Regions from separate parts of the Homo sapiens genome. Here all the other regions are linked to region 1. A link is an interaction called in ENCODE POLR2A ChIA-PET data of the cell type or tissue named here. Cell type or tissue: HepG2. All regions are shown on one strand. Region 1 overlaps DYNLRB2-AS1 (DYNLRB2 antisense RNA 1). Region 2 overlaps DYNLRB2-AS1 (DYNLRB2 antisense RNA 1). Region 3 has its middle 71 kb from the start of LINC01228. Region 4 overlaps DYNLRB2-AS1 (DYNLRB2 antisense RNA 1). Region 5 has its middle 200 kb from the start of LINC01228. Region 6 overlaps DYNLRB2-AS1 (DYNLRB2 antisense RNA 1). Region 7 overlaps LOC105371357 (a long non-coding RNA gene).

Region 1 (4,000 bases):
GTTCCCTCGCATCTTGGAGAAGACAGTATGAAGAGATGATTTTTGTGATGAGGAACCGCTTGTGAGGAAAGCGATGTGACAGAAAGTGTCATAGCCTTGGGCTAAGAGAAAATCAGCAATTAGCCAGAGAGAGACGTGCCCCACCCCCCAGCCCCCCACACACAAAATTGAAGATGGAAAAAAAATTTCCTTAATTTTTATATATATGCAAGGAAAGGGGAAGCTGTGGGGAGTGACGTCCCTTGCCCTGGGTACAAATAAGACTACAATCCATTGACACGTCCTGGCAGACTGAATTGAGAGCACTGGGAAAGTCCTGAGGTTACATTTTTCTTTTTGAAGAATGCTGCCAAATTGCTAATTTGGACTCACGTTCTTTTTCTGCAACATAGCTTTCTCTGACCTCGAAGGAGCTTGAGTGTAGGCAGCTGAGTGTCTTAATGTCTGAGAATTGCCAGCTCTGCTTCTCCTCCTGTAAGCTCTTGGGTGGGTTAGTCCATAGGGTTAAATGGCTCACTGCAATTCAGCAAAGTGGGTTTTACATGCAATTAATGTTTGTTAATTTTGTTAAATGTCAAAGTATACATTTTTTTTGGGGAAAAAAAAAGTTCCTGCAATACAACCTTCACCCCCAGCCCCTTTAAATATCGAAGAGCAAGATGTTATTCTCAAACAAATGCAGAGGCCATCATATTCAGAGTCTGCCTGAAACTGAATGGAAGATACCTTAGTTTGATGTCCCTCTTGGGAGAAGAGACAATAATATGTCAGCACATCTGAGTTTAGAGTCAAAATTAAGGGGACAGTGAAATTGCCTTTACTACCTGGCCCCTGAAGAAGAAAGAAGAACTTTGACTCAACTATTGTACCCCTTGTTTGAGTCTGCATCTTTTTTTTCTAATATTTTGATAGTTCTCCTTTATGCATCATGTGTACTCTGGGATTTTTGCTTTTTTATTTTTTTCTGATCTTGGTTGTGTCCATATCTATATATTCTGGTTCTGTTTTTTAGGTGCTAAAGGTTCAGAGATTATTACTGTATCCTCTTTATAATGACCTTTTTTATTACATAAAGTTTATGTATTTAACGTAAAATATACACTTAATGTAACATATACATAGTAAATATACACCGTGGTAAAAATATAAAGAAGCTAAAGCACTTGATTCTTCAGTCTTGACATATATCTGCTACTAAACTGAAAAATGATTGTCTTTTCCAAATTCATAGGGTAAAAGTAGATTTAGGAATCTCCATCTTAGAATTTCATCAATAGTCTTACTTTTCTCCTTAAGAGTTGAATCTCTGCTACAGCTCTGGGCTGGTTAAACTGTGTTTTATCCATGCACCTGGTAGAGCTTAGGTGTGGATGTCCTAGGCATTTTTAATTCCATGTCTTGTCCTCTTTTAAGAAAATAATTTTCTTCGTACAACTGCTCTCTCTTGCATTTCTGTGATACAGTGCTGTGATCAAGTTCTGTCTGCCTCACTCACTGCCTGCTCTCCCTGCTGGATGGAGGAGGTTAGCTGAATTTTTTCTAAGCCACAGCCATTTATTCCCTCTTCCTTCTGTTGCATCAGTTGCCTTGTACACATCACCCCTTTCTTTTAACCTAAGAAAGGAAAGACCTCCAGGACCAAGATGTTGTATCTATGGAGACCTGTTTTAGTTTGCTCCTTAGGTGAGAGAGACACAGTTCATCCTGACGGCTCTTCCATACCATGAAGGATTCTGAAAAGCCAGCTGATCATAAAATAAACCTCTTATCTTTTCTTGACATGTTCTCTGTTCAGTTCATTATTAGAAATCTATGACAACGGCTTCTTGGTGATTGTGAGCAGGGCCAGCTACATGGGTATGTGGCTTGACCAGTTGCACAGGGCCCCATGCTTAGGAGGGTCCCACACTGAGTTTAATGTTCTGTTATCACTGTCTTAAAACTCCTTAATAATCTTTGACCAAGAAGTCTCATGTTTTTTATTTTGTTTTGCCCTGGGTCCCACAAATAATGGAGCTGGTCCTGATTTTTGGGATAGGATTCTGACCAATCCTCTTTGCACATCATCAACCTAGCAAATGTACTTGGCTAATACATGGGAGTTTCCATCCTCCTCATTTTGAGAGGGTCAAAGACACATATGTTCCTCCCTGGCCCTTGGGAGGACATGTTAATATTCCCCAGGGTTCAAAGGGAAGAGTTGAGTTCAACAATGATTTAACTTAACGTGCCAAAGAGCTTACAGTTGCAATGGGTGGTGAGCTCATTCACTGATAACAATGTTTTTATGAATGGAAAGGAGCAAGGTCCAAGGTACTTTTCAGTTCCGTGAAAATCAGTAATGGCTTGTTTGGGAAGCTCTCTGAATTTTATGGCCTTGAGGTCCTTGAGAGTGACATCATTTGAGGTTGCTATGAAGTTTTATGTCTCACTTTTACTTATGCAACTGTTTGCAGTCCTTTGGTTGCTCCTTCTCTCAGTGTCATGCAAAACTTTGCAGAAATGACCTGTGAATTTGATCCAAAGAATGTATCATTGCTACTCAAGGGACATGCTATGTACAGAAACAAGACTATGGTAAGCCAACGGAAGAATATTTTTCTTTTGTTTTCCCTTTATCTATCTCTGTCCTGAACTTTAGTTGGATCTCCATTGCCTATAGGAAAGAAATATGCAGCAACCCCTTCCTCAGCTAGGCATTCAAAACAAAATTTGTTTTTCTATGGAAGTCGCTAACTTCAGGGACCAGGGAGAACACTTTGCCAGAACTGAAGAATATAAGTTATACATTCTCTGGGAAATGTGGTCAACTTGGAAATATGGCCAGTTGGACTTACATTTAAGCATGAGCAGAGAGGTTAGTGGAGAGAAAGAATAAGCTAGCTTTTCATCTTAGAGGCATAATCCACAGTCTCTCTCTCTATGTCTTTGATTTTGTTTTGTGTGTGATGAGATTTTAATTGGGCTGATGAAGGAAAGAGGGTAAATGATCTCCCTCCAGCAGAATGCACCACTGTAGTATTTCTATTTAGTGGGTTTCACTCTGGGCAGGATTGTGTGTGTTTGTTTACACTTTTTGCTTTTGTTCAGTTCTTGAATTGGTGGAAGAGAAATTCCTTTTAAAACATGCTACACTGGTCTAGATGCACTGTCTGTCCTAGCAATGATTTTCCCTTTCCAAGGATGGTATTGTGGAAAGAACCTTGGGGATGAAGTTGGGAAGTCAGGATTCAAGTCCCAACTCTGCAAGTAGCTGCCAACCTTTCTGCATCTCATTTTCACCATCCTCAAGAAGAGCTGGGGTGAAGTTTACGAATCCCGTAGTGGCTGTGATGACTATAGGATAGTCTGTGAAAACTCCCTAACCTAGTGTCTAGCACACAAGAGCTGTTCAAATTGTGCTGAGTTGAACCAGAGCAGAGGTATAACTCTGTGTTGGTGTTCTGGTTGTTATTAAATGTCCTTTTAGTAGGAAACTAAATTTGATCAGATTAATCTCCATTTGCCTAGTCATCCTCCCTGTGAATTTTGTAAAAGAGATATAGGTGAAAATAATTGTGAGAAAGAAACCACAAACTAACGTAATTAGTATTTGCACCTAAACCTCAATGCAAGGAAATGTGGTGAGATGGAACATGCAGAAATCCATTTTACTAATGTGGTTAGGCTAAAACATGTTCTAGAACAATATAACACACTCACCAATCCTAGAAGAACGTCAACAGAGAGCAAGAAAAAAATCTGCTTGCCCCAGCCTGCAGCGGAGTAGCACTTTTAAGACTAGTTGACAAATAGACAGGGCAAGATACCACCAGCCAGCCTTCAGTATGGGACTTAGCCTTGCCATATGTGAAGGACAGAAGACAGAGAGAGAGAGGGAGAGGCAGAGTTAGAAGAGGAGGAAAGGCCGGGCATGGGGGCTCATGCCTACAATCTCAACACTTATGGAGGTAGAGGTGGCAGGATCGCTTGAGTCCAGGAGATTGAGAGCAGCCTGGGC
Region 2 (4,000 bases), 69 kb after region 1:
CAGGACTGTCCTGAGAGTTAGTTCCTCGTCTGAACAAAATGGGTGATGAAGTCTATGAGCTGAAGATGCGTGAGGCTTAAAAGATGACATGTGTAAGGTATCTGAACAGTGGAGATCTCGTCTTTTTCTTTAGATAGTAGAAGTGAACATTGCCCAAAACTCATTGTGCTTGGAAAATGTGTGTGCTGCAGGTCTAGTGGATATATTGCTGAGAAAGCTTGATGTAGCTCAAGAAATCCCTGATGGAACATCAGTGATGTGGAGCAACACTTAATTTAAAGCACAAGCTTTGGAGGAATATGTACGGGATTTGACTCCTGGATCCACCATCTTCCTGTGATGATCTTGAGCAAGTTGTGTAACCTCACTGACTCAATTTCCTTATGCAACAAGTGAAGATAATGGCAGTACTCATTTCATAGGGTTATGGTGTTGAGAGGATTAAATGAGATCATGAATGTGAAGCACTTAGCACCATGCCTGCGGTCCATAGTCAAGTGTACTTAATAACTATTAGTTGTTGTTGCCATTATCTCTGTTGTTTCACTCATGGGTACGTCCCTGGGGGGGACTTCAAAGCAGATAGTGGCCTCTTTCCAGGGGTTTCCTCTCCTGCCAGAGTAGCTCAGTTAACAACTTCTCTAATGAGCTCAAGTCTTCAGCAGCAGGACCCTTTGTTTTCCTAGTAACTCTCTGTCAACATGGTTTCTGTCCTGCGTCAACATTATACCAATTGCATATTTACCAGCCTGCATGGTGCCCAAGTCTATCAATTGCTACAATGGAGTAAATGATATTCATTGTTAAAACAGGGTAAATGCCTGTTTCCTTTACACAATGGAAGAAGCTGTTGTAGGCTGTTAAGCAAATAATTATAAATAACACACTATAAAATGCTTTACATATGCCTTATCATACTGAACTGCAACACTCTGAAGTAGCTGTTATGGCTGAGTAAATTATACGTGTCTTTGAACACTACCCAAAATACATATTTACACGTACTTAAAGTCCTATGCTAAATAGTCTCTATAGCAACCAGAAAAACACAAAAGCCTTATTAAGCATGCTTCGTAGTATTTTTAGGAGTTTAATCATTAGGAGAAAGCTCATAGGCCATATAGACACCAGGGAACATAAAGAAAGAAAGTCTTTACAGGAACAAAAGAATGAGGCTGGCTTTGAACCTGGTGGGAGAGAATTTTATTTTTTTAAACTAATAATCACCAAGGGCCTTCTCTTTAGACGGCAATGCTATGTTTGGGGCACATCAGACACAGTTTTGGAATTACAATCTGGTTTCTTAACAGAGAAGAGAGATTCTTCAATTAACACGTTCCAGCAAAAGATCACTTTCAAATTTTCCTCTTTAGTGTAAGAAAAGATTTCGTTGTCATTCAGAAATGAAGTAATATGTGATGTCTGTGTTGAACCTGAGTCATACCACTCTTTGAAGGGAAATTCTAGTGGTTTCATTGGGGTGGAGCCATATCTCATCCTTTGATTATTGTATTTTTCCAGATAGTCTATGGTATGCTGCAGTAATAATGTAACCTAGAAATTCCAGTGACTCAACACTGCAAAAATTTCTGTCTTGTTTATATAACATGTCGATGCCAGTTGGCAAAGTTTCTGCTCCATACAGTTCCTCGGGGACCCTGGAGAATCCCATCCTCTTGTGATGCCACTGCTTCAACACTTGCTTGCCAGGGCTCTGAAGCAGAGAAGAGAGAACTGAATGGGTGGCTTCATGGCCCAGAAGCAGCACAGCTCGTTTCCATTCACATCCCATCGACCAAAACTCATGGCATATGTCCCAGTCGATCTTCACAAAGGACAGGAAAGATAGGGGAGCATGTAGATTATTCAGTGAGCACTAAACATCTTTGGGACAAATATTACTTATACATCAGAACTGTGCCAGATGCTTTAAGTTACTTGAAAAAATATATATATATATGTGTGTGTGTGTGTATATATATATATGTGTGTGTATATATATGTGTGTGTGTATATATATATGTGTGTGTGTGTATATATATGTGTGTGTGTGTATATATATGTGTGTGTGTGTGTATATATATGTGTGTGTATATATATGTGTGTATATATATGTGTGTGTGTGTGTATATATATGTGTGTGTATATATATGTGTGTATATATATGTGTGTGTGTGTATATATATATGTGTGTGTATATATATGTGTGTATATATATATGTGTGTGTGTATATATATGTGTGTGTGTATATATATGTGTGTGTATATATATGTGTGTATATATATATGTGTGTGTGTATATATATATGTGTGTGTGTGTATATATATGTGTGTGTGTATATATATGTGTGTATATATATATGTGTGTGTGTGTATATATATGTGTGTATATATATATGTGTGTGTGTGTGTATATATATGTGTGTGTGTATATATATGTGTGTATATATATATGTGTGTGTGTGTATATATATGTGTGTGTGTATATATATGTGTGTATATATATATGTGTGTGTGTGTATATATATGTGTGTGTGTGTGTATATATATGTGTGTGTGTATATATATGTGTGTGTATATATATATGTGTGTGTGTATATATATGTGTGTGTATATATATGTGTGTATATATATATGTGTGTGTGTGTGTGTATATATATATTTGTTGTTGTTGTTGTTGTTGTTGTTGTTGTTGTTGCCAGGCTGGAGTGCGGTGGCACAATCTTGGCTCACTGCAACTTCCGCCTCCTTGGTTCAGGCTATTCTCCTGCCTCAGCCTCTCGAGTAGCTGGGACTACAGGCACGTGCCACCACAACTAGCTAATTTTTTGTATTTTTAGGAGAGACGGACTTTCACCATGTTAGCCAGGATGGTCTCAATCTCTTGACCTTGTGATCCGCATGCCTTGGCCTCCCAAAGTACTGCGATTACAAGCGTGAGCCCCTGTGCCTGGCCACTTGATTTTATATTTAAAACAACTTTTTAACACGAACTCTGTCCATTCACTGATGGAGAAATAGGCTTGAGAATCGTAAGTGACTTATTTAATGTCACCCAAGAAGAGTAGGAAGGGTAAATTTGAAATTGAGGTCGGGAAAAGGTGAACATAAGTTACTCTGTGACTTAGCAGTTTCACTCTTAGGTACTTTTTCAGAAACACATAACGTGTTCACCTAAAGGCATGTTCATGGAATGCTCATAGAAGACCTCTTTGTAATAGCCCTAATGTGAAAACAATTCAATATCTATCAACAATTGAATAGATAAAATGATTGTGGTATGTTAACCCAATGGAATACTATACATTACTGAGAATGAATGAATTATAGCTGTATACAAACATGGATGAATCTCACAAATATTTGAGTAAAGGAAAGCAGCCACAAAATAGTTCATGTTGTATGATTGTACAACAAAGCAAGCAAAATTAATGCAGGGTGATAGAAGTCAGGATAATTGTTACATTGAGGCTTGGTAGTGACCAAGGTTACATGAACAGAGCTCCTGTGTTTATTGTAATGTTCATTTATCTGGGTGCAATTGGCGCAAAAGTAACTGCATTTTTGCCATTGAAAGTAATGGCAATTACAAAAACTGCAATTAATTTTGCACCAACGTAATAGTTATATGGCTGTGTTCAGTTTGTGAAGACTCATCTAGCTGCACACTTATAATTTGGGATATTACTTTATATATGTTAGACTTCAGTAAAAAGTCTACTTGAAAAAATGAACTTGCAAAAGCATGAATTATAGACTCAGATCAAACTGATTCCAGGGCCCTCTTTTTGACCACATGGCATTCATCTCTTTCCCAGACAGATTAAAGCAAAATTCCTCCCTAGCCTTAACCAGTCCAATTTGTTCCCACTTCATTAACACAATCCATCTATTAAGATTTTTTTTTTTTTAGAATCACAGTTTAGGTAGAAATTGTCAGCAAAATTTGAGGAAAGTGTCAAAGTCAACTACAATTCACACTAATACTGATTTTGGTGAG
Region 3 (4,000 bases), 370 kb after region 1:
AAACAGACCTCAGAGCTCAGGGTGTTTAAAAACCAAGGATCATTCCAAGACCAGGATACACTAAGCATGAACTATGCCCATGAAGTCTACAGTACTCATCCACAGATTAGAAGGTAACTAGAAAGCTTACTACCTTCCCTGCAGCCCCAACTTGGCCTTTGCTCAGGACTTGGAAACCCTGTAGAAGGAAGCAGGAAGAGCTGGAAAGTAGCAGGCAGTGGACTGAGTATGCCTCCTAAGGGTAGCCCAAGGACAAGGGAGAAGAGAAAGAGGAGGGAAAGGTGTTTCCTTTGTCAACAAGAAGGAATTTTCCATCTCTTCAGTATGGGCCACAACAGGACTTAAGTTCCCAAAGTAGGCTGGGATGGGGGCTCACACCTATAATCCCAGCAGTTTGGGGGGCCGAGGAGGGAGTATCACTTGAGCCTGAGAGTTTAAGACCAGCCTGGACAAAATACTAAGATCTTGTGTCTACAAATTTTTTTTTTTTTTTTACTTAGCAGGGTGTGGTTGTTCACACGTGTACTCGCAGCTATTTGGGAGTCTGAGCAGAGAGGATCAGGTAAGCCCAGGAATTCCAGGCTGCAGTGAGCTAGGATTGCACCACTGCACTCCAGCCTGGGCAACAGAGTGAGGCTCTCATTTCTTAAGAACCAAAAATGTCCCAGAGTTGGATTTAGAATCATTTGTTCTTTGAGGGGTGGGGGATGAGTCATTTTCCTGCTTTATATTCTTTAACCTTCACCCACTGCCTTTAGAAGGTGAAACTTGCTTGCTGAGCTCCGTGGTATCCGCAGTATCCATTTCCTTCTACGCAATTGTCATCCAGTTGTTCTAAACTGTTAACGGGTCCCTCTAAACTCTTCATGCCTTTCAGACTTTGGTGCCTTTATAAAAACTCTGCCAGTGAGGCTGTTCTCCTTTTCCTACCCAGATAATTCTTATTCACCCTTCAAGCCTCAATGCAGCTGACTTCTCCTGCTGGGCTAGAGGAGCATCCTCTGTGTTGTCATGGTGGAGCTGGAGGGTGCTGGGTTTGCTGGGTGCGTATCAGGTCACAGGATTCACATATGTTAATTGTCTCCAGCATTTTGCGTACACTAACCCATGTATTCTTTATCACTACTCTGTAGTAATATTATAAACCCATTTTATAGATTAGGAAACTGAGTCTAGAGAGCTGAAGGAACTTGCCCAAGGTTGCAAAGCCGGTAAAAGGCAGAGCTAGGATTTGGCCCTTAGCAGCCCAGCTGTGGTGTGAAGAGTATGAACTCTGTAGACAGCCAGAAGGGGATTGCAATTCCACCAGATTCTCACCAGCTGTATGACCTTAGGCTACTCAACTTCTCTACTTTAGGTGCCACATTTTAAAAATGGGATTATAAAGAGTATCTATTAATGCATGAAGAGGTCATAGTGGTGATGATGGTTAAAAATGTAATGTATCCTAAGCACCTGACATGGAGGAGTCCCTCAGCTAAGACCTCACAACAATAATGTTATTACTATTAACAGTAATTAGTATTCTCCCTTCACAGCCCTAATGACACTAGACCTATTCATCTGCTGCCTCCCCACACAGTACAGGAACCATGTTGTTTTAACCTCTTACACAGTGGCTAATACAGAGCGTAGCAGATATTTGGAATTCTGTAACTGTTTAAGAATAAATGGTTGTTGCTAATCTAACATACTTAGCACACCAGGCATGTCTTGAGCGTTCCATTTATATTAATAATAATATTATTATTATCATTCACTCGGATGGTTTAATGTAGATACATCTCTGATGGGAAAAAGTGGGACTTTCCACTTTTGTCATATTTGATAAAGGGCAGTCACACCTTCTAGTTGATTCAGAAGAAATACTGTGAAGTTTGCCACTGTATCCACTAAAGAGCAACAGCATGGCTCATCCTTGTGTCACACAATTAATTAAGCTGTCTTATTTTGTTGTTGAAGATGGTGGTAGAGGCTGTGAAAATGTCAAATGGGGTAAAAGCCAAAACGGTCCAATCATTTACCCTGCAATGAGAATCACTAACCACAGGGCCAGGGTCAATATTAGAGCAAGTTACATATCAATTGGGAGTCATCAGGGCCAGGGTCAATATTAGGGCAAGTTACATATCAATTGGGAGTTATTAGTGTCTATCCTTCCTAGTGCTGGGAGAGCAGATTGGTCCTCAGCCCACTCATACGAGTGGGGAGCCAGTGGCATGGACTCTGACCGTGAAAAACAAGACGCTAGAAGGATTTATGCTCCCAGAGCTTAAAGGTCAAACCACGATGTGGTTACAGTGTCTGTGCTTTCCAGATATGCTGTCCACAGGGATGAACAAAGTCCAGCTTGCAGGAAGGCCTGCGTTCAAATAACAACCGCGGCTTCAGGCACTCTTCCTGGTCTTCCAGCAGGGCTCTGGGAAATGGCAGAGCAAAGCACTGAGGGGCCCAGCAGGGCTGGTGGAATCAAGGGGAAGGTTGTCACTCCCAGCACTAACTCCAATAGCTACTCTTTGCAGAACACACACTGTGTGCTGGACACTGTATGGAGGGCTTTTATAAGTGACATCACTTAACCCTCACAGATGCCCCCAGAAGGGGTATGGGTGGGTTATTTCTATAATTATGCAAATAAAGAAGCTGGAAAGTTAGAGTGAACAAGCTGAGCAACGTGTGGGCTGCAGAGCTTTCCACCCTCATGCTGCCTGCCTCTGAGCTCAACTGTTGGATGGATATAGGCAGCTGCTTACTTCAAACTCATCCTCTCCTTTCTCTGCTCAGACTGATTTTGTCCAGAACAGCAATGTGCTCACTGCCCTGGGAAATGCTCACTCTCCCAGAACCCTTTGCAGCTAGGGTCACAATGGCACAGGATTGTCGGTGAAGTTTAAGGGAAACCCTGTTGGGAGAGGGTGTGTGCTGTTAGGGACACACTCACTTTCCTCAAAGAAGTGGGACAGGTTCAGCCCATCTGTTCCTTCTCCTTTGCCTGCCTGGGATGCAGTCGTTAAGCATGGAGTGGCAGAAACCCTTTGTTCAGAGGCAGGCTCTGTTGCCCAGGCTGGAGTACAGTGGTACAATCCTAGCTCACTGCAGCCTTGAACTCCTAGGCTCAAGTGATCCTCCCACCTGAGCTTTCCCAGTAGCTGGGACTACAGGGGCTTGTTACCATACTGGGACAATTTTTTAATTTTTTAATTTTTTGTAGAGACAGGGTCTCTTTATGTTGCCCAGGCTGGTCCTGAACTCCTGGCCTCAAGTGATCCTCCCACCCTCGCTGGAATTACAGGTGTGAGCCACCACACCCAGCCGCAGAAGCCTTCTCGCGCCTGTTACGGAAAGGCAAGAAAACTTTAGAGACTTCAGAGACCTCAGAACTGAGATCCTGGGGTGGTTGAAGGGAGGCATGCCACCAGGCCTTAAGGTTTTTATTGCTACAGCAAAACCAGCCACCAGCTAAGCAGGCAGCCCATTCGCGTCCCAAGCTGTGTCCTGCTCTTTAAGTGGGCTCAGGGTGTATCTTGCAAGCTACATCCCAAGGCGTTCTAGTCAATGTCTTTGGGGAGGAGGAAAAAATAAGAAATAAAGCAAATATAAAATGTAGAAAGGTGTAAACTCTAAACAAGTGGAACTTGGCCTCAGAAACAAATAAGCTCTTCAAGGCTTGTTTTACTTCCCGATTATTCTCTCTGTAGCTGGGTAAACTGGTTTTCCTCGCAATGGCCAGCTTCACTGCTGGGCGGGTTTTAGCAGTCAGCTCCGACCCTCTAATTGCACTTATCATGTACTAATTAGCATTTAATAAGCAGCAACCATGTATCCGTTCCTGAAACAATAAAGCGACCTCATCCCCACTTCAAAGTTGAAGAAACTCAGATTAGGATGTTAGCAGCAACAAGAATAAAGGGCCACACATGCCTAATCAGAGTTAATGGCACAGTTAGAACCCAGGGGACCCCAATCTGGAATCTGGTTGCGGGCGAGGAGGCTTCATAAT
Region 4 (4,000 bases), 140 kb before region 1:
TTTTACCTTTCTCTTTCTGGGATACCAATTATTTGTGTGGTAGAAACTCCATATTCTTTAAAGGGTCAGTGAAACTCTGATTTTTTTTTAGTTTTTTTTTCTCTGTGCATCATTTGGATGGTTTCCATTTCTATTTCTTCTGGCTCATTGATATTTTCTTTCATTTATTATGTTAAGCCCATCCCATGACTTTTTCATTTTGGGTAATTTACCATTTAGTTTTAATATATACACACACACACACACACACACACACACACACATATATGTGTATGTGTATATATATACATATATGTGGGTATATATATTATGTATGTGTATATATATTATTGTCTCTTACAGGTTTTTATTTTAATTTTACAGATTATTTATAAAAGCTCTCTTAAAGTCTTTGCTGATAGCATCAGCTCTGTCTCTCCTGAGTGTGGTTCTATATTCTGATTTTTCTCCTGATCATGAGTCACAATATGCTGCTTCTCCATATGATTAGTAATTTTTATTAGATTCTTGGCATTGTGATGATATGTGGTTGAGTGTTTAGATTTTGTTGCTTCTCTTTGAGACCTATCCTTTCAGGCCATGTAAAGATTTTTCTGACCTCACTCTACCCACATTCAAAATTGAACTGACCATTGTTTTAATTTTTCAGGGCTCTTAGAGCTGATGAAAATAAATAGGTGATCTTCCATCTACTTGTTTATTTAATGTCTGTATCCTCTATTAGTTTGGAAGCTCCAACTATGTGGAATATGTGGGATATTGTTCATCACTGTAGCACCGCTGCTCAGTACGGGACTTAGTACATAGTGAGCAGCCAGGAACCATTTGTTGTTTGAGTAAGGGAATAAAAAGATATACTCAGCTGTTCTTCAGTCTTATATTAAGATCTCGCTTGATCTTAGCAGACTTGGGGTCAAATGCCAGCTTGTTAGCTTGGGGATTTTTTAATAGTGATTTTACTTCCCAGGATATGTCAAATAAGAATATGTTTCAATACTCATTGTGGATCTTGTTGCTGTTGCTCTGAGTTTAGAAATGAGAACACGTGTAATAGAAGGCTAGTTATTGATAGGGATATGCTCTGGGTTTAGTAGAAAGTGGTGAAATTTTTATTCTTTAAGTGCCCCATATTGTTATCTCAAAAAAATTAATCATGATATGGTGTGCTCTAAAGTGCCCCAAGTTTGGAATCAGCATATGTCTCGATTTATGTTCTGGCTCAGTCACAGAGATCCACATCTTTGCAAGTTACATGACCTCTTTGAGCCTGTTGTTCCCTTATTTGTAAAATGGGGCTAACATTATGTCTTACTTCATGGAGTTGCAATGAAAATGGGTTAGTAGAATCTGTAGAGAACTTAAAAGCTCTCTAAGTGCATAGTAGGTGCTCATTTAGTGGCAATTACTACTATAGTAGCTAATCTCAAGTGTATCTATCCGTATAGAGAGCCATGTGGTGATTCAATATTAGTGATGGTGATATTAAAATGGTTTAGAATGCAGAAATGACACATAGATTTCTTATTGTGTTCTGATTCTTATTGAGTGATAGTAGCTGCCTGTAGATTTGTGTTGAGAGGAACACTGAGGCTGCTTGCAGGCTCAGAGAAAAGCGTGTTGCGATGGATTAGCAATGACTGCTCTGTTTATAGTGATCGTCCACACTGCATACCCTGGTGATCTCTGAGTCTTCTTAGTGAAACTGTTCTGGCTGTGCAATGTGGAATAAAAGATGAGGCAGCCAGAAACTTAATGGAAAAATAACAGGAAGGGGGGTTTGGGCAGGTCTCCTTTAGGAGATGGTGTGGCCCAGTCCATGCTTACTCTGTCTCACCCATGAAGGCTCACCAGGGTGGCTAAACTCCACAAGTGGGGAGAGGGTCACATCCAATCAGTGTGTTTAATGATCCCCTCTCTTTGCCCTCTGTTTGCCTCTAATGTGGACTCTGAATTTGTTTGCTCAAAGTTTCAAGGCTCATTAGGCAGGCCAACTGTGGCTTTCCCTAAAGAGCAATTGGTTGCTTTTTGGACAATGGTCAGGGAAACTTTCCCTTTGATTTCTTTGATACTCTTCACCCTGGCTCCAAGCATCACTCTTCACTGATTCTTAACTAATTGGAGGATTTTCTGTCTCTCAGAGTTGGTTGACCTTTAAGCTAGCCTTATTGATGACCTACAATTATTAACCAACATACTAACAAAATAGCGATAGGGAAAGTGAACAAATAACTTGAGTCCATCTATGGAAAGGACCCAAAAATGGAATGATTTCCATAGGCTTTTCCCAATCAGAAAAAGTGAAAGAATGCATCCAGAAATGCTTGGAAAATTAAGGATTATCATGGAAACGCTTACTATTTTGTTGTTTTTCTTATAGGGATATAAAAAAAAACCCTTTTCCTCTGGATATTTTTAACCATGACAACCTTCTTAACTTTCAGGTCTTGGCTTAAACATTACCTCTTCAGAGATGCCTTTCCCAACCACCCTATCAAAAGTAGCCCTCTCTACCTGCCCATTCTCTCTCATTCTACCTGTGTTTTACTCCTATAACAGCTATCAATTGCTGAAATAATTATTTATAGATGTGTGTAGTGTTTCATTGCCTATTTGTTTTGTTTCCTCCACTTTAAGATTCATGAAGGGGGCTATGCCTGTCTGATTCACCATTCTATCCCCAATATCTAACGTATGAATGGCACATAAGAGGTTGTCAATAAACATTTGTTGGATAAGGGAATAAAAAGATATACTCAGCTGTTCTTCAGTCTTACATTAAGACCTCACTTGATCTTAGCAGAGCTGGGGTCAAATGCCAGCTTGTTAGCTTGGGGATTTTTTTATAGTGACTTTACGTCCCAGTATGTGTCAAATATGAATATGTTTCAATACTCATTGTGGATGAGAGTTGCTGTTGCTCTGAGTTTAGAAATGAAAACATGCCTATATCAAATGACTATTTGATCTAAAATGTAATATAGCAACAGCATTAGTGTGACACTGAAATAACTGCAATTATGAGTTTGTGTCCTGATTTCATCTCTCACTAGTTCTGTGATATTAGGAAAATTACCTAACCAACAATGAATAAAAAGAGGAAAACAGAAGAGGAAGAGATGAATGTAAATCATTGTGTACCGTGACTGTAACAAGACAAGTCCTTTATAAATATTAGCTATTATTATAATGATTGGATATTAATTCATTTCCTTACTCACTCATTTAACATAATTTACTGAGTGTCTCCCAGATACTGCCAGGGAGATTTTCTTTGGGAGGAAACTGAACAGGCCACAAATGGTGTAGATTCTCTTCTGTTTTTTGTGGACTGTTTTTAGTCCACTCTTCTCACTCCTTTTCTGGATGCAATACCAGCAACTTTAGACTTTCCTCCCAATGCATACTGGTCTCTTAATTCCTTCTTCTCCAAATAAGAGCTACTGGATTCAAAAGAAAAATGGACGACAATAGAAGATAAATCGCAGTCACTACTGAGAAAATATGACCTTGTTAGCCACGAGACTATAGTCTGAAAGTTCAGGTGTGGATGTGAGTGAAGGAGAGCCCCATGACTGAGAAGATGCTAAGCTAAGATTGAGATCCAGGTCAGAGACTCATTGAATGAGTGCTTATTGTTTGCCAGGTACTGTGTGCTTCAACTCTGTTACTTTTTTATTAATACTTCAAAGTTTCCAGCCATCCTCGGATAACGTCTACAGCCTTCTTCTGTAATTAAGTAGATGCCACTCTTCTCTGCATCAAGTCCTGCTTTCCTGCTTGTCTGTCTCATATCCCCCCATATCCCAGATGTAGACAACTTGTGCCTTCTTTGAATTCCCTCAGCATCTTATTTCTACCTCTCTTGTGGTAATTGGTAATTTATGGGACTTAAACTCTGAACTCCCTGTTGAAATTAGAGAGATGGAGAGAGAGGTGCTGGCAGCTGTGTCAAATCCAGAACGAGGGAAGCACAAGAATAAGGTTTCTATAATTGCAGCAA
Region 5 (4,000 bases), 240 kb after region 1:
TGTCTGGCACAGAATAAGCCGCCACTGGCAAGAGTTCCTTCTCATGTATATGAAGGTCGTGCGCTTTGGAGAAAATGTGGAGAAAGGACATTTGGACTGGATCATGAAGTGATCCAGCTTATGGGCAGTGTTTGGGGTTTGGGTAAGAATAGTCTTTGTGGAAGGAATAACACAAGCAAAAGGAGAAAAATAGCCATGGGATGGGGGCATGGGAAGGGAGGGGTCTGAGAAAATGTGGAGGAAGGACATTTGGACTGGATCTTGAAGTGATCCAGCTTATGGGCGGTGTTTGGTGTTTGGGTAAGAATAGTCTTTGTGGAAGGAATAAGACAAACAAAAGGAGAAAAATAGCCACGGGATGGGGGCATGGGAAGGGAGGGGTCTCTAGCGAGGAGACTGTCTCTTGTCTATCCTGAGAGCCTCTTCTCCCCTTCTACCCACCATGAATCCTGGGCTACAAATAGGAGAACATCTCACTATTCTTAGGAGACCAGACCTTTGAGGTACATCATGCCTGGGCTTCCTCCCTCCACGCTTTGGAGCACTTTCTCTGACTCACTGGCAAGATCACCTCTTCTTTATGCACCATGCACAGAACAACCCTCTGTTTTCAGCCTTATCTTGCTGTATAATTATAATTATATATGTGTGTGATAGAGGGTCTTGTCTCCTTGTTGAACTGATTTTTTCCATGTTTATGAGGGAGCCATGTCCATCTCTATGTTCTCCATGCTTGACTCATGGTGGGGATTCCGTGGTTGTTGTCTGAAAGTATAAATAGACAATGAATGGATAAAGAAAGAGTTAAGTGAATACAGTATTTTCCCACTAAAGACTAGTCCAAAGCATAGTGTGAAAGCAGTATAATATAGAGCCATGTTCCTCAACAGGTGGGGCGTGGATCAGTAGCATCTTCCTCACCTGGGAGATTGCTAGAAATGCAGACTCCCAGGTCTCATCCCAGACCTGCTGAATCAGAATCTGCATTTTAACAGGATCCCGGGGTGATTCATGTACACTTTACAGTTTGAAAAGACTGGTCTAGTGGTTAAGAGAGAAAGCTCTGGAGACCGAGTTTCAATTCCAGATCTGTGTCTTACCCAGCTATGTGGACTGGACTTATTCCCTCAGGGCCTTAGTTTTCGCATCTTTCATATGGGCAAAATGATAGGAGCTCCTTCATTGTCTTGTTGTGATGATTAAATGTGTTAACATGTGTAAAATACCTTGCACGATGCTTGCCAAATGCAAGCATTCAGTGTTCAAAAAATAGTAGCAGTTGTTATTATTATTCATATCCTTCTGACTGCCCGTGAGACCGTGGAGAAAGAAAGGAAACCTCGCTGAAGATCTAAATAGACACTGCTCTGTGTTTCCTCTCCAAACCCGGTAGCTGGGTGGTGGGGACCGGCTGGCCTCTGGGCTGCCTCTTCCTGCATCGGGCCCCCTCAGTGGGGCACTGCTGACGTGAGCAGCGTGGCCCTTCTCTCTGCTGTCATGCCGCAAGCCCAGAGCTTCCTGGAGCTGAGGACATCAGCTAGACAGAGAGAACCACCCTTTCCCCGGCGCTGAGTCATGCTATCTCTATTCAGACAGGGATCAGGGCAGGTGGGAAACTCTACAGCCTGGCGGAGATGCCCCGGGCGAGGGATTGGGTGACTCATACTGGGACATGAGTAACACTTATTACATAAGGGCAGATCGAGAGTATTCAAGTGCCACACAAGCCTGAATCTGTCCCCACAGACTGGGGAGGGGGTTGTCAGGAAGGAGACTTGCCCAAAGACAAGTCCTGGAATCTCCAAAACAAGTTGGCCCCACTTCTCACGAGTTGCTTCTTTCACATATATGCCCAAGGACAATATCATCATCATCATCATTGATGTGGTTATAATTTGAAACAGGCAGATAAATTGCTTTTCAGGACTAGAAAAAACCTGTGGGTAACTTACTTTAACTTTTAGAGGTGCAGATTAATTAGCACCCAAACTTTGGAGATATGAAAAAGCAATAACTCTCCTTTTTAAGAGCTATGTAAAAAAAGTGAAGTCAATTTAAAAAGCAATTCAGTAGAAGAAATACATTTATTTAACAAACAAGGATAAAAATTTTACACTGATGAAATTAACAGTATTCCTCCTTCAACATATGCATATTCCAGGATTGTGAAGGTAGAGAGAGATGTATACCCACTGATGATGAGTGTGGCAAAAATCAATGGAAGCTTTCTGTCGTGAAGTTGGGCTTAAAAGTCTTGTGACATTGGACCTTCTAGGTTTAAGCTAAAGACGCAATCTGAAATAAAAAAGATAGTTATGAAGAGAGAAACGTTTTCTAAATTATTACTTATAATAAGGGAATACAGAAAGCACTTTTCAAATCCAACTATACAATTTGGTTTCGTCTATAAGTGGTAAATGTACTGGGCATTCAGCTATTGGAAAATCTTTTGAAGTCCTCAGTACTATAGAAGATCCTAGTGCTAAAATGCTGGGTTAAATGGTAAAGCAGAAAACAAAATTTTTAAAGCCTTAGGGTCAAAGCTACATTAACAACAACAAAAGGTCTCTCTACTCTGGAAAAAAATCCAACTGTAAAAGACTAGAATGAAACATAAAAATATTACCAGTAGTTATGGAAGTTCAGTGAACATTTTCCATCTTGATTAAATTTTCAAAACTTTCTGTACTTAACATGTCTTTATGACATAAATGTATATACAAAAGTATTATAAATAATAAATATCATATACACTTATTTAGAATATATATGAATATATAGTATAAAAGTGATATATAATATATAACATATGATTTGAAACAATGAATACTAGCAATATAGTATAATATAATATATAGGAAACTGTCAGATTAAAGTTGAAGGAGACTCTGTGGCCAGTGTTTTATATTCATATACCAAATTCTTCTTATGTGCAAAGGGTGACCAGCATACAAAGGTTAGCTAATTCATAACTTTAGTCCAGTGTACTTTAGAAGAAAAATTAGATGGGTGTGGATTATGTGCTATATTAATCCCTATGGATTAGATATTTCTGTGTAGAGAACTCTGATTAATTTCCTTATTGCTGATCTAGCCAGGCAACAGCTTTTACTTGTGGTAGTTACAGGCCTTTCGACCTCACAGTAGATAAATCAGATGGCAATAGAATTGGTACACACTCCCTTCCATCCTCTCCCCACCCTTTCAATAAATGTCAATTTTCTGGGTTTTTCCGGGCCATGGAATGTACGTGTCATAACCGAAGAACAAATCCATTTGCATTCTCAACCCAAACACCATTTTGGAACTCCAAACCTCCCTGAATGCCAACAGGGCTGTGGCTCCATGCCCAAAAATATAAAGGGAGAGCCTCTCACTTCCCATGAAATCTTAAATCTGCTTTATGTCAAATGGTGGCTCCAACAGAAGAAAGTGGCCAGAACCAAATACTCACATTCTGATACATCAATCCGGTTAATCCCCTGGTCCTGCTAAGCTACAAGGACTTCCAAAAACACAGTCCAGCTATCGTGAGGCATGATGTTTTTTCCAAGCCCTGATCTACCAGGCATGCAATTGCCATATTCATTGTCCAAGGCCCCATCTCTTCTCCTGTTGATCTCCAACCAGGGGTTGCGAACTAAAGCCAGTGGGCCAAATGCAGCCAGTTGCCGGCTTGCTTTTTCTTTTGGCCCTTTCTTAATGGCCCTTGATCTAAGAATGGCATTTATTTATTTATTATTAACCAGATGGTTTGAAATGATTATATAAATATGTACCTAATAGCCTTGAGGCTGCCTTTTGGCCTTGATTTTGCGCAGAATATTTACTATCTGGTTCTTAAAAGAAGCCTGTCCTGAAAGTTTTTGTTGTAACCATCCCAACCTAAGAAATTATTTCCTGGATGCAGCTCCTTACTGATACTCCTGTTCCATGCTGCCCCCTCCCCACATATTTTTTGTTTTTTAAAAGCATCCAGAAAACCCGTCAGAGCATGATT
Region 6 (4,000 bases), 200 kb before region 1:
CCTGTCTTTTGGTGTCCTTGTTTTGGCTTATTTATTTTACTTCCTGCCCATCTTCTTGGTTCATAACACCATCTCTTCCTCTTCTTGCTATTTTAGTCTTGGGAGAGGGAACAGTTTTCCCCTGTTGCTGATCCCAAGGGGCACCCCATTCTGTGTTTGTTCCCGGATCCCTGCCCATGCCTTGTATGTCATCTTGTTATTAAGGCCTCTTGTTTGTCATTTGAGCATCTGGGTTGAATTTTCTTGCTGCAAGCATCCTGATAGACAAACCCCTCTTCCAAGCTATGGCGACTCCTCTAATTTTATTTCCTGATCAGCCCATGTTTTTCTGTTATCTTACTTGCACTTCCAACTAGGCTGAGTTCTCCATGTCGTTAGTGGGTGACCACGGGCAGGGCTCTGCGATTCCATTTGTCTTTGCTTTATAATCTGGTAAACCAAGGTCATAATTATATGGCCTCTCTACCTCACAGGGAAAAGTCCAGCTATCTAAAGAAATCACATGTGCCAGAAAACTGTAAGGCACTACACAAAGCAAAGCTCCTATTACTCTTCCCATTTCTGCACATTTACACCAGGTTATCACGTCTGCTTTTGGAATCCCTCCCCCGTGAATCTTTAGTGATGTAGGAAGGAGGCCGTTCTTCTTACATTTGGAAGACAGATTCCAAGGCAATGTCACCTTGAGGTAGGTTGGAAAAGAGGCTAAATCCTGGAAATAGTACACATGTGTCCTTGGCACAGTTCTTCCAAGGGCCAGAGTGTTGAAATCTCTTGGTTGTTCATTAATATAACAGGCATATTTACTGATGAGCTCGCATGACCTGGCCCACGGATATGTATCCTGGTGCGTTAATCCGCTCGGGCTGCCATGACAAAATACCATAGACTGGGTGGCTTAAACAACAAAAATTTATTTCTCACAGTTCTGGAAGTCCAAGATCAAGGTCCAGCATGGCTGGTTTTCAGAGAAGTCCCTCTTCTTGGCTGGCAGACAGTTGCTTTCTTGATATGTCTTTGCACGGTAGAAAGAGAAAGAGTTCTGGTCATTTCTTCTTTCTTTTTTTTTTTTTTTTTTTTTTGATGGAGTCTCGCTCTGTCGCCTAGGCTGGAGTGCAGTGGCGCGATCTTGGCTCACTGCAAGCTCCGCCTCCCGGGTTCACGCCATTCTCCTGCCTCAGCCTCCCGAGTAGCTGGGACTACAGATGCCCGCCACCACGCCTATTTATTTATTTTTTTTTTGTATTTTCAGTAGAGACAGGATTTCACTGTGTTAGGCAGGATGGTCTCAATCTCCTGACCTCATGATCCGCCCGCCTTGGCCTCCCAAAGTGCTGGGGTTACAGGAGTGAGCCACCTCACCCAGTAGGTCATTTCTTCTTATAAGGGTGCTAATCCCATCATGTGGGCACCACCACCATAACCTCATCCAAAAGAAGCAGTTCCAAAGGCCCCATCTCCAAATACCATCATACTGGGGATTAGGGCTTCAACACACAAACTTTGGGAGACACAGTTTAGCCAGGGCACCTGTGGGCTGGGTATCTCATCACCTGCGGAACTTGCTAAAGTGCCAATTCTCACACCCACCCAGGGATTCTGACTCGGTATGTTTAGGGTAGGGTGAGATATTTTTGTATTTCAGTATACATGCTGTGTGTATCCAGTGTAGCTGGTTTCTGGAGCATCATGTAAGAAACTGTAGAAGTAACTTCAGGGCATGAGACTCGAGTTAGACAGGCTTGTGTTTTAATTTTGGCTGTCATCCTAGCTACCTGGGTGACCTAGCCCAGGGTACTCTGCATTGTTTCCGAGGGACTTAGTTTGTTCATCTGAAAAATGGAGATAGTACTAGCACCTTACCTCCTCTGGGGTTGCTATGAGGGTTAATTTTAAGCAACTGTTTAATTATTCCTTAAGTATTAGTTCATTAATTATTAATTATTCATTAATGCATGCAGAGTGCCTCGCAAATCTTAAGTGCTTTTTATTTGCAGCCATTGTCACCAACATCCAGAACGTAATCCATGACCTCTATCTTGGTCCTCTTTTTGCACCCGAAAGGATCTGTGCTTGGGTCAAGGACCGGTCCCTCCTGATGCCAAGTGAGGGAATGCTTTGCTGTCCCCAGGAGCGCCTACATTTGGTGGTGACGACCCTTAACACACTGCCATTTCTCTCCCTTAGCCACAGATCAGACAAAATGGGACTGGGCCAGGTTTTGCCTACCATGCTGTCCATAAAGGCACGGTTGACTTCTGTTTTCCAAATTTCAAATTTCTTCTTGGTAAGTTAACTACGTGCCCTCGTGAGACAATGGGCGGGAAGTGTAGCTCATCTCTCCTGGAGCCACAAGATGGCGCTGTTTCCTTTGTCATGGCCCGGCGTGCACCCCCATCCCTGCGGTTTCAGGGCCCGGGTGCCCTGCTCTCACGGCCAGGTCTCCCCGACAGGCAGAGGGCTCTGTCAGATCACGGAGTCCCCATCTTTGGGATGAGGGTAGGACAGTACAGTTTCTCAGTGGTAACCTAATGCCCCTATAGAGCATAATCAGGGTTGACCAAAGGAAAGGCTTTCCTTACTTCTAAACAGCTAAGCTGTCCTTTGCCCACAGTTCGGTCTGTTTTTGGAGAACTGTGCCCTGTGGCGCACAGAAGTCAAACAACTGAGACTTGGGCTTTCGTTGACTTTCATTTCTCTCTTTCTTATGTAAATGTACCCATCAGTGGCTTTTTGATAGATGAACTCACAACAATTACCCTCCGTAACATGAATGCAAAACACCTTCCCCACGATATTTGAAGTGCAAAGAGAATGGCCTGAGAGCAGAAACAGGCTGTAGGCAACATCCTCTGGTTCCTTACAGAGACAGGATACCAGGATTCAACCCTAGCCACCTTCGAGGTAATTCTCCACAACTTACCTGATACTGACAGCTGCAGGTTGCACGCCTTTAGAACCGCTCACTTGTCAGGGCTGTTTGCGTCCACCTTTGCTCATGGTCTATGGACAGGGACTATTTGTTCAGAAACCCCAAGTTAGGTCTTTATCTCTTCTCTACTGCATTGACTGCCACGCATTTTTGTGCAGGTGTTTTCTGTAATTAACTGCAGAGGATAGCACAATAGTTAGCATAACGTTAGGCATGAGGCCGGGGATGGTGGCTCACGCCAGTAATGCCAGCGCTTTGGGAGGTTGAGGTAGGAGGATCATTTGAGCCCAGGAGTTCAAGATCAGCCTGGGCAACATGGTGAAACCCCATCTCTAGAAAAAATAGGAAAATTAGCCAGGTGTTGTGGTCTGTGGCTGTAGTCCCAGTTACTTGGGAGGCTGAGGTAGGAGGATCGCTTCAGCCCAGGAAGTCGAGGCTCCATTGAGCTGTGATTGTGCCACTGCATTCCAGCCTGTGTGATAGAGACTGCATCTCAAAACAAAAACAAAAAACCAAATACCCCCATTTGGCATCAGCTGGTATGGCTTTGAGGCCTGGCCTTCTCATTTCTTTCCTCTGTGTTCTGGTTAAGCGACTTAATTACTCTGACCCCAAGTTGCTCTGTCTATAAAATGGTAATAATAACTATGTACATGTTAGATTTTTGTGATACATAAATGAGATAATATAGGTGAGGCACTAGGAACGATGTCTGGCATACTTAGTAGAAAATTTTATTATGTGACTTAGCTTTGTCAAATGGTCCCTAGAAGAGGGCAACTCAAGGAAGGGATGGAGGAAGGAGAGACAAGAGGTCTAAGTGGCACCCTTGGAATGGATCTCAAGATCCATCAAGATATAGACACGATTTAGAGTAAAGCAATAATACTGAGCTTCTTGAGGGCATCTGGACTGGAACCATGAGGCTGGGGCAGCCAGCCACTCAATCTCATTTTAGATACTGCTGGTGAGCATACAAGTTGACCCTTTAATGAAAATGCTATCTGGGCATGTGTATGTATGAGTGTGTGTGTGCAAGTATTCATATGTGTGTTTTTCTTTCTCCTT
Region 7 (4,000 bases), 120 kb after region 1:
TTTAGATTCTCTCATGGTCTCCTAACCTTAAACACTTTTGTGTTTTCCCTTCTTGGTTAAAGCTCTATCAGGAGCAAGATCCTAATTTTTTGTTTTCATTTTTATATGTTCTCTCCAAGATTCACCCAATGCCTTATAATGTAATAGTAAAGGTATTACATAATGATTACGATGTAGATTAAATAAAATAAATGCATTTGTAGAGACATAGCAAGGACAAAATACTACAAGAATGATGAGGAGAAAGATAATTTCAGAGTTGACACTTGAAGAATGGTTTGAATTTTGTTGAGTGGAATGAGGCTATTTTGGCAGGAGAAATGGCTTGAGCAAATTTGGAGAAGATTCTGTTAAGTATGTGCAAAGAAAAAGGGACAATCAAATTTGACTGGAGTGTTGGACATATGAAATATCACAAGGAGATCTGAGCTAAAAGGGTAGGTGGAAGAGGCACAGGGAAACTGAGGCACAGAGCAGCTGTGTCACTTGCTCAAGGCATGCCATGGTTGGTCTGGAATTTGAAGCATGGCTCAGGCAACTCCCACAACCCACAACCTGAAGCTGCTACACCCTACTGTTTCCTTTAGTCTTGAAATATAGGGGGTTATTGAAACGTTCCTAAGCAGAAGCATGACAGCCTCAGACTGACTTTGCAGCATAATCTTCAGGGCAACTGTGAGGAGGAAAGACTACAGAGACCTAGAGATCAAGAGACTGGTTTCTGCTGAGGCCTTTCCTTCTTACACAGTGTGAGTAACATACATGTTTACCACAGACAAAACCAGTGCTGAGGTCAGTATGCAAAGTACACAAACACATCATGCCTTTTAGTTCCCTAGATGGAGGTGGGCCACAGATTTGCATCTTAGTGGTTTGGCAGCTTACACAAAGAAGGGCATAAAGAAAAACAGAATTGTCACTCAAGGGATGTCCAGCCCTCACTGTTACAGATACCAGAAAGCAAATCCCTGCTGAGGTTCTGAAAGTGAGGGCCCCTTGCAAAATGCTGAAAGTTGCTCTCCAGGTTGAAAACAGCAGAGTCCGTAGTACAGCTTCCTGAATGGCCATTAACAAAGGAGGTCTTGCCCATGTGGAGGCTCGATTTTAATGCTTAAGTATCTGCTTTCACGTTCTGGACACTCAAACTTAATATTTGTAAAGCATTTTCCTTTATATATTACTATACATAAACATATAATAATTTTTATAAATTTTTTATAAAACCATACTTTTGCTTCCCAAAAGGAACGGTTGCCTTTATAAAGTTGGCTAAATGATCAGTTTCTACTATATTCCATTTTATTTCCAGTGTTGGAAATCTAAGGCTGGGCTTTTCAATATGTATATTGTAATTTCTTGCTGTCGTATCTTAAGCATGTATAATGAAATGTCAATAGCTGCTGTGGCCTATTAATAGGAATCTTCCTAATGATATATCAAACAGGATAGTAGCAGCTCAGCCTTGCTCCCTTGATGGTTTTAAGTGGCTTTATGCATTCTTTGTACCTTGTTTGTATAGAATCTTAGGTCCTCATGTTTAAAGCTGCCTAAAGTTCATCTAGCCACGATCCTTTTTTCTTCCTTTTCCACCACTTCCCAGTCATAAGATGTTGCAAATTCAGCTTAAACAATGTCACCACCATCCTTGTTGTAGGACAGTGATATCAGGGAGAAAAAGGGGGATGCAAAACCAATAATTGGACAGTAATTAAGCACCTGCTCTGTGTCGGGCACTTTACACTTTACCTGTTTGAATGAGACAACACACTAAATGATATGTAGTAGTCTCCCAGATTAACAAGGAGTGTGAAGTTTATAGAAGCCAAACAGCATGTATTAATGTTTACACAGTTAATAAGTGTCAAAGAAAAAACTCCATTTCAATTCTGACTTCAGTGCCTAGGTTCTGTCCATGGAAATAAATATACATTCCCAAGGATAAACCTGAAAACATAGGTGCAGCAGGTTTCAACTCCAGGTAAAGTGATGTAGGCACATTCCATCCTGTCTCTTCTATTGAATGAAGCTATTGAAGCTCAATATAATGCTTACAGAAGCTGTTTGAAGGCTCTGAAGGTAAACAGTAGCATAGTAGATTGGGAAACAGACCAAAATTCAAAGTACCATTGATCCTGTGGTGAGTTTACTATCTTCTTTCTTCCTCTGTCCTACAGCCTGGACTCAAGGCAGCTCAAAACACAAAAGTGGGCATCCATGAATGCAGAAAGAACTCACAACCATCTAGCTCTGCCTTAAGCAAAGGAAAGGGGACTTCCAATGCTCAAAAACAGTGGGGGAAATCCCTCACTTTGGAAAATTTTTGCTCTCTTGAGCCCCAGCGCCCAGCTGATCATTACATGCTGGTGAGAGTGCAGCATCAGTGATGGCGATGGGAATGCACAAGCTACTAAAACTCTGGTGGAGATGAACCTTCCTTTCTCATTGGTTCTGAGGATATGGCAAGTCCTCGTTGCTTTTTCCCTCCCCTGTCTTCCTGCCAGTTGTTTGTGGATGTAGGTACAGTTGTAGGAATCCTGCAGCAGAGCAACGAAATTAAAGCCCCAGCTGTGTGGTGGGGAACCAAAAAAACGAGCCTCGGAATGGCAGGAAGTACCAGGAAGGGAGGAACTTAAGAAAATACAGAAAACCCCTTATGTTATATATGAACTTCTGGGCTGACTGTTCCACTAAGCATGTCTGTTTCTAATCACAAAGAGCATACCAAAGACTTGAAGAATTGAACAAAGGGAGGGGTGGAGCCAAGATGGCCAAATATGAACAGCTTTAGTCTACAGCTCCCAGTGTGAGTGACGCAGAAGATGGGTGATTTCTGCATTTCCAACTGAGGTACTGGGTTCGTTTCACTGGGGAGTGTCAGACAGTGGGTGCAGGACAGTGGATGCAGCACAGTGAGTGTGAGCCGAAGCAGGGCGAGGCATTGCCTCACCTAGGAAGTGCAAGGGGTCAGGGAATTCCCTTTCCTAGTCAAAGAAAGGGGTGACAGATGGCACCTGGAAAATCAGGTCACTCCCACCCTAATACTGTGCTTTTCCAATGGTCTTAGCAAACAGCACACCAGGAGATTATATCCCGCACCTGGCTTGGAGGGTCCTATGCCCATGGAGCCTCGCTTTGCTAGCACAGCAGTCTGAGATCAAACTGCAAGGTGGCAGCAAGGCTGGGGGAGCGGCGCCCGCCATTACCGAGGCTTGAGTAGGTAAACAAAGTGGCCGGGAAGCTCGAACTGGGTGGAGCCCACAGCAGCTCAAGGAGGCCTGCATGCCTCTGTAGACTCCACCTCTGGGGGCAGGGTATAGCCAAATGAAAGGCAGCAGAAACCTCTGCAGACTTAAATGTCCCTGTCTGACAGCTTTGAAGAGAGTAATGGTTCTCCCAGCACGCAGCTGGAGATCTGAGAATGGACAGACTGCCTCCTCAAGTGGGTCCCTGACCCCCAAGCATCCTAACTGGGAGCCACCCCCCAGTAGAGGCAGACTGACACCTCACATGGCTGGCTATTCCTCTGAGACAAAACTTCCAGAGGAACGATCAGGTAGCAACATTTGCTGTTCACCAATATCCGCTGTTCTGCAGCCTCCGCTGCTGATACCCAGGCAAACAGGGTCTGGAGTGGACCTCCAGCAAACTCCAACACACCTGCAGCTGAGGGTCCTGACTGTTAGAAGGAAAACTAACAAACAGAAAGGACATCCACACCAAAACCCCATCTGTACGTCACCATCATCAAAGACCAAAGGTAGATAAAACCACAAAGATGGGGAAAAAACAGAGCAGAAAAACTGGAAACTCTAAAAATCAGAGCGCCTTTCCTCCTCCAAAGGCATGCAGCTCCTCACCAGCAACGGAACAAAGCTGGACGGAGAATGACTGACGAGCTGAGAGAAGAAGTCTTCAGAAGATCAAACCACTCCGAGCTAAAGGAGGAAGTTTGAACCAATGGCAAAGAAGTTAAAAACCTTGAAAAAAAATTAGACAAATG

The links. ChIA-PET counts read pairs that join two places held together with the same protein. Peaks named below come from ENCODE experiments on the same cell type or tissue, not always from the same donor. Only the 100,000 strongest peaks of a DNase experiment are listed, where the experiment ranks them.
Region 2: POLR2A ChIA-PET joins it to region 1 with 9 read pairs; 3 of 35 experiments call an interaction of 5 or more read pairs at or near these places.
Region 3: POLR2A ChIA-PET joins it to region 1 with 5 read pairs; 1 of 35 experiments calls an interaction of 5 or more read pairs at or near these places.
Region 4: POLR2A ChIA-PET joins it to region 1 with 11 read pairs; 1 of 35 experiments calls an interaction of 5 or more read pairs at or near these places.
Region 5: POLR2A ChIA-PET joins it to region 1 with 8 read pairs; 1 of 35 experiments calls an interaction of 5 or more read pairs at or near these places.
Region 6: POLR2A ChIA-PET joins it to region 1 with 5 read pairs; 1 of 35 experiments calls an interaction of 5 or more read pairs at or near these places.
Region 7: POLR2A ChIA-PET joins it to region 1 with 6 read pairs; 3 of 35 experiments call an interaction of 5 or more read pairs at or near these places.

The regions. Positions count from the first base shown.
Region 1 is chr16:80,264,198-80,268,197 of GRCh38, reverse strand. All of the region lies in intron 2 of DYNLRB2-AS1 (DYNLRB2 antisense RNA 1), which reads left to right. Among named protein-coding and RNA genes, the nearest start is that of DYNLRB2, 270 kb to the left of the region's middle. RefSeq lists an enhancer at 2,212-2,506. In HepG2, no CTCF peak of the experiment used is centred here; a DNase peak (open chromatin) is centred at 2,327; H3K4me3 peaks cover 838 bases.
Region 2 is chr16:80,195,503-80,199,502 of GRCh38, reverse strand. All of the region lies in intron 2 of DYNLRB2-AS1 (DYNLRB2 antisense RNA 1), which reads left to right. Among named protein-coding and RNA genes, the nearest start is that of DYNLRB2, 340 kb to the left of the region's middle. RefSeq lists an enhancer at 913-2,112. In HepG2, no CTCF peak of the experiment used is centred here; a DNase peak (open chromatin) is centred at 1,542.
Region 3 is chr16:79,896,079-79,900,078 of GRCh38, reverse strand. No RefSeq gene overlaps it. Among named protein-coding and RNA genes, the nearest start is that of LINC01228, 71 kb to the right of the region's middle. RefSeq lists a cis regulatory region at 2,269-2,282 and an enhancer at 2,203-2,347. In HepG2, no CTCF peak of the experiment used is centred here; a DNase peak (open chromatin) is centred at 2,328.
Region 4 is chr16:80,405,621-80,409,620 of GRCh38, reverse strand. The region is part of intron 2 of DYNLRB2-AS1 (DYNLRB2 antisense RNA 1); the gene reads left to right. Among named protein-coding and RNA genes, the nearest start is that of DYNLRB2, 130 kb to the left of the region's middle. RefSeq lists a cis regulatory region at 2,175-2,188 and an enhancer at 2,109-2,253. In HepG2, no CTCF peak of the experiment used is centred here; a DNase peak (open chromatin) is centred at 2,000; H3K4me3 peaks cover 592 bases.
Region 5 is chr16:80,024,870-80,028,869 of GRCh38, reverse strand. No RefSeq gene overlaps it. Among named protein-coding and RNA genes, the nearest start is that of LINC01228, 200 kb to the right of the region's middle. RefSeq lists enhancers at 1,316-1,375, 885-2,084. In HepG2, no CTCF peak of the experiment used is centred here; a DNase peak (open chromatin) is centred at 1,589.
Region 6 is chr16:80,464,948-80,468,947 of GRCh38, reverse strand. All of the region lies in intron 2 of DYNLRB2-AS1 (DYNLRB2 antisense RNA 1), which reads left to right. Among named protein-coding and RNA genes, the nearest start is that of DYNLRB2, 74 kb to the left of the region's middle. RefSeq lists enhancers at 1,919-2,500, 2,501-3,083. In HepG2, a CTCF peak has its summit at 2,380 (motif pointing right); a DNase peak (open chromatin) is centred at 2,357.
Region 7 is chr16:80,141,209-80,145,208 of GRCh38, reverse strand. The region is part of intron 2 of LOC105371357 (a long non-coding RNA gene); the gene reads right to left. Among named protein-coding and RNA genes, the nearest start is that of LINC01228, 320 kb to the right of the region's middle. In HepG2, no CTCF peak of the experiment used is centred here; a DNase peak (open chromatin) is centred at 2,058.